Linked DNA regions of Homo sapiens: region 1 is linked to region 2. The links are chromatin loops, found by intact Hi-C in ENCODE. Cell type or tissue: heart left ventricle. All regions are shown on one strand. Links, peaks and the distances in the headings refer to the core of each region. The heading gives the core; the rest is flanking DNA.

Region 1 (2,920 bases), core at 330-2,829, 45 kb before region 2:
GAGCCAGGGACAAGTGGAGCCCGGTACAAGTGGGAGCCCCACCCCATTCGAGTTAGGGCGGGAGCTCCCCAGATTTCACTGCAGCCACCCAAACCAGGCTGCAGACCCAGGCCTCTTGCTCTGTGGAGCAGGCAGGAGCCCCGCCCTCCTGGGTGCAGGTGCAGCTGCAGCCATCCAAACTGCAGCTGCAGACTCAGGCATTCCTGTACTCTTGAGGACCCAGGAAGGCCCTCCTGCCCTCACAGGCTCGGAAATGCCTGCCCCTGCTGCCTAGCTTCTCCCTCCTGCCAGTGTCCACTCCGATCTCAGAGCAAAGTCAGGGTGGAGCAGGGCACCATGAAAGCCAGTGGGAGGCAGACAGATTCCTGGATGGGAGGGGGTGGGTCTCGGGTGAGGCCCCACCTTCAGGCCGGGGATGACCTGAAGGCTGGGGGCCAGGTAGCCAGTCTCACCGAGGGACAGGAGTGGGAACTTGTGAAGCCTTTTCTGGGCTGCCCATGGCAGCCCACGGACCAGTTGTGTGCACTTCCAACCCTCTGAGGCCCATGAAACCCTTGGGCTCAGCCAGAGCTGAGCAGATGATGGGTTGACCTGCCTGCAGAGAGGAGCTACTCTCTCTGCTAATAGCAGGAGTTGTAGGGCGAACAGCTGCAGAGAGGAGCAACACACTCCAGGGCCTCCTGTCTGCTGAGAACTGCAGACATGACGGGACGACCTGTCTACAGAGAGGAGCTTCCCACTCCAGGTTCTCCTCTCTGCTAGGAGCTGAACACTCGTTGGGACACCCTGACTGTGGAAAGGAGCTACCCGCTGTGGGTCTATTGTGAACTGTTCTATTGCTCAACAAAGCTCCTCTTCATTTTGCTTGCCCTCCACTTGTCTGAGTTCTTGGTCGCAGGACAAGAACTTGGAGCCTGCTGAATGGCAGAGCTAAAAGAGCTACAACACAGGGCTGAAACATGCCCCTTAGCTCTCCACGTTGCAGGCAAAGAGGAGAAAAGAACCGTGGTCCCTCAGGGAGCTCAGACTTGGGAGTTCCCCAGGCCAGGGCTGTGACTCCCTCTTTGGGGTCCTGTGGTACCTGACGTTTTCAAGCTTCTGGGCACCACTGCGTTCCCCGGTGCCAGCCAGTGAAGCTGCTTGCAGTGCACCTGGTCTAGCCGCAGCCTGGCTGAGAGCCAGTGCCTGTGCCGGCACCTGGAGCTGCAGGTCCCGTTGCAGCAGCCAGTGTGTCTGACTATGCAGTGGCCGGACCCCATGCTCACTCACACACTCCATGCCTGACTCTCCCTTGGCAGGCGTGGGATCCAGGCCAGTAGTGTCAGCCGAATGTAGCCTGCCAGGCCAAGTAGGAGGAAAAAGCCCAGCGGGCCTGAGCAACACTCAGGCAAAGGTGCCACTGGCCAGAGGTTTCAGGCCAGAAAAGGGACACCCCAAGGATCCTGTAACATGATCTTTCATATCTAGTACAAATAACTAATTCTTTGAATTCCTATAGCTCTACAATTTTCTAGACACCCTCATTAAATTAAAATTTGATCTTTCCTGCTGATAGATTGATGCTGTGCATTTCATAATTTTAAATTAAAGAGTAATCAGCCAGAATCCACAAGTCAATTCAACCTAGCATTCCATCATTAATTAACACTTAATGAACACCCATGGGTTTATGCAGCAGTATTAGAAGTCGGTAAACCAGTCGCTGTTTGGGGGCATCTTGTCTGATTCATATGTAATTACCAACCTAAATTTGGCTAAAGTCCAAATACAGATTGACAATTCAACAGGCATATTGCTAAACTAAAGGCAACATTCCTTGAATAAGATTCTCATTACCCAATAAGACGTGATAGAATATTTTGTTAAATATAATGTAAGAAAGCCACCAAAGAGGGAACAGATATGTGCAGTCTTTCTTAATCTTATCTGATGGGGAGGAACATGTTTACACACATACATACACACACCACAAATTAAAAAAAACAAAACAAAAGAAAACCCATATAAATCCAGTTATTTACTGAAGGTTTTGTAGTTGAAAGCAAGTTTAAATCAAGATCACTGTGTTTCTCTATGGTAGACTCTGCAAACACCTCAAAGTTAGCAAACTCAGTATTTTAGATATTGAAAAAACCTAAGCCCACTCAGAATACCTCAAGGAAGCAAGACTTAAACCTTTAACTTCAAAATCAGACCTGGAAGTATAGTCAGTTAAGCTGAATTAAGTAAAACCCAAGATATTTCTTGGCTAAATGATTAGTGAATTGGAATTATTTGGCTCCATTCATTACTTATTGTTCTTTAATATGTCTACAAGCTAGACCTAAAGCATATTGAAACTCAGGTAGGGATGACCCTTGATGGTTTACAACATCCTGAGCATTAAAACTAATTTGTTTCCATTAAGGCTTTCTTTTTTTTTTTCTTTTTAATTATCTGAGAAAGCTTTTTGTTAGGTAAACAGTTCTCGATACTATCTGTATGTACTTCCCTGACTCCCTTGCTCTGGGATTATCTATGCCTGGCTCTGTATTTTGACCAAAACTCACTACTCTTTAGAAGACTTTTCTACAGGGAACTCTTATTCAGAGTTCTACCATTGTCTCTTAGACTGGAAAATCTCCTTCACTATTATTAGAATCATTATTATTACACTTTAGTAAGTAATCCCTTTGGAGAGAAGCCCCCTTTGTTGAGTGTGTCATCTTTTTCAGTTGGGACTCTGATACAGTTTAATTTGCATAAATGATATGTGTACCTTTCAAATTACAACATTCTCCTCATTCCTAGAAGCCTAAATATCTAGCAACTTTAGTGCAAAGGAAAAACATAATAACTTACAACTAGTTTAATGCTACACCTTCTTAAATTTTTTTACTTTCAAGACTGCCAAGTCACTGTGATGAGTACAGAAATAATA
Region 2 (2,920 bases), core at 306-2,805:
AGGAGAGGTGAACAGAACAGCTCAGCAAGTACTGGAATTTCTCAAACCATTGGTTTGAGCATAAAAACAACATTCAAATATGGTAATCTTTTATTCTCTTGAAAATAGACTTGACAACCAGCAGCAAAAGATCTCTGCACTGAATCTTTCTAAATGTGTAAGAATGAAAGTTGAGCTTGTTCATGTGGGGGAAACAAAACAAAACAAAAAAATGCCAAAAACTCATGAAGAGACTTTGCTTGCTGGCAGGCAGGGTAAGCCAAGGAAATGCCCCTTTAAGGTTTTTCTTTTTCCATTTTTTTGTAAGTCAGAAGTCTCCAGACACAACTTGCTGTCGGTTAGAGACGAACTTCTGATTCATGAGAAGTTATTCTAGGTTTCTGAAGAAAGTAGCTCTGTCTTTGTCACTGACAGGTTGAATATGTTTAGACAAGTGATAAAACAGCTTTGTGCCTCACTTACATTTTCTGTCTCTACTACAACACTATATACTTAAATGTAAAATATGTATTTATTTCTCAAATCAATATTGCATCTGATAAATGTAGTGTGAACCATTAAATAGAGCCTATAAGGGATCATTGTGAGAATCTCAGACAATCTCATTCAATGAGTGAGAAAAAATATTAGTATTCTCAGAAAACATTAAGCACAGTTTGCAAAATAGGTATTTCCAGCAAGTAAATCCACTCTTCTGCTCTTTTTAACTGTCCTTTGTTTGGTTTTTCTTTTGTCTTGTTTTTCAATATAAATTGCCTAAAATCTGTAGAACTATATACAGGGAATACGTTGTAGATAAATATAAATAATAAAGAATTCAGCTAACTTTAAAAAAATGGTGTCATACTTGAACATATTACAGATGCCTTCTATAAAAGAATCCAACTGTAAGTCTTTATGAATATAAATAATCCTTAATTGAAATTAATAATTCTTCTTATTTTATACAGCTTGATTTCAATATTCCATGCTTACTTCCAAAGTAAATTACACTTTATTGTAATTCTGAAAAACACAAATAAAATGTACATTCCCTAATTATAATGCATGATTTTATTTTTATTAAAATTATTTATTATTTATATAATTATTTTATAATAATTAATTATTCTTGATTTATAAATAATAAAATTATTTATTGTTTTTTATTTAAATTATTTATTATTTGTTTATACTACTAATTATTTATTATTATTTATTATTAATAATAAATAGGGTTCTGTGATAGAAAATAATGGCATGGTAGCCTGCATTATTTAGGGTGGTTAACAAAGGTTTCTCTGAGTTTTAAACTGAGAACTGAAAGAAAAGGAGTTAGCCAGCCAAGAACAATTGATTTTACCTTACCTGCCAACTCACAAAATTTTAGGATTTAATTTGGCCACAATAATCATTAACCTAGAAAATCAAGAAGTAGCTAAAAAAGTTTTTTATTTATAAAATGAAGCAGAACAATATTGCAAAGAGATAAATAGGTATTTTTCTGAAACACATCCAACAAAAAAGACAACAGAAGAAAATGTTCTCCAAGAGGAACCAGCAAACTCCATCAAGTCATTTCTACATCTAAGTCACAGGAAATCTGCAAGGGCCTCCTAACGACTGTTGGATGATAATTAGGTCCTTTTGCTTACAAGGCCATGACACCACATGAAGAAGGGAGATGAATGAGACATATGGAACTTATTTTCTCACAATGACAGTTTATTTATTTCAAATGCATTCACATTCTCAAGATGGTATTATAATTTATTTATTTTTAAGACATTTTAGTGAAAAGCCTCAGCCAGAGATCCTCTATTTATCTAACACATAAAAAAGAAAAATCAAACAAATACAAAAACTGCATAAATTCCCTCTCCCTAACTGGTCCGTATTTCCATATATACTACTTAACTGCTCTTACTCATTGCAGATGGGCGTAGCTCATGGAAGTGGGTCTGAACATGCTTTCTTCCTTCCCATCCTATCATTTACATTTTCTGCCTCACCCACTCCCTAAGCTTATATTTTGTCTATTCATTTAAAAAAAAAAAAAACTGATTTTCCTGCAACATCAGATAATTGCCTGTCTATCATAAGTTTGGCATCAGGTCTTTGTATAGATAGATATCTTTGCCAAACCAAAGGAGAGTAATTCTGGATCTCTTAGAAGATACGGAATTCAAGATAAATCTGTACCAAATTTTACATGGTTAATTCCATCCTCTTAACATAACTGTACTGTTTTCTTTGGCAGGGCTATACTAAAATTTTATTCAAAGTTTCTGACCACCATTCAGATTATTATCGAAAAAATCATAAGCCATTTCCTAACAAATGTACCCCCAAGCCCCCAAGTGATATAGGAGTTAAGAAGGAATTCCTTAGGCAGACAGCAAGGCCATGGGAGTCCTTGGTAAGGCTTTTCTTTTTAATGAAAAGCAGCCCTAAATCATTTTCTAACAAAGAGCAGCCTGAAAGCTGGGAGCTTCCACTGGTGAATGCCGGCAGGAACCAAGGACTAGACATTTTCAAAATGGCAGCTCCATCTTCCCTTCTCTGCCAGTCATGTGTATGGTAAGGAGCAGACAAGATGGCTCCAATCAACTGGAAAGTCCATTTGCATAAGAAGATTAAGATGGGACGACCAGTCTTCTCCTCTTCTCTATGTAAATGTCATGCCTGATTGAACCAATCTATGAGTCCTATCTAAATCAGACACTGCCTCCTCAGACTGGACTATAAAACTTGGGGCATTTGCCACTAGCTGGTCTTTTTCCGCTTGGAGACACCTTCCTTTGTTGAGGAAGCTGTTTCCCTTTCTCTTCTACCTATTAAACCTCCACTCCTAAACTCCTCATGTGTGTCCATGTTCTAAATTTTCCTGGTATGTGACAACAAACGCCGGGTTTATACCACTTCACAAGCTCACTGCACA

The links. Hi-C counts contacts between places; a loop is a spot of excess contacts. Peaks named below come from ENCODE experiments on the same cell type or tissue, not always from the same donor. Only the 100,000 strongest peaks of a DNase experiment are listed, where the experiment ranks them.
Region 1: it touches region 2 in a loop (2.1-fold over the local background); 3 of 110 quality-filtered maps call a loop at or near these places.

The regions. Positions count from the first base shown.
Region 1 is chr4:85,908,366-85,911,285 of GRCh38, reverse strand. The region is part of intron 3 of ARHGAP24 (Rho GTPase activating protein 24); the gene reads right to left. Among named protein-coding and RNA genes, the nearest start is that of MIR4451, 190 kb to the right of the region's middle. In heart left ventricle, for the core only: no CTCF peak of the experiment used is centred there; a DNase peak (open chromatin) is centred at 1,275.
Region 2 is chr4:85,863,731-85,866,650 of GRCh38, reverse strand. The region is part of intron 3 of ARHGAP24 (Rho GTPase activating protein 24); the gene reads right to left. Among named protein-coding and RNA genes, the nearest start is that of MIR4451, 140 kb to the right of the region's middle. In heart left ventricle, for the core only: no CTCF peak of the experiment used is centred there; no DNase peak of the experiment used is centred there; H3K4me3 peaks cover 79 bases; H3K27ac peaks cover 54 bases.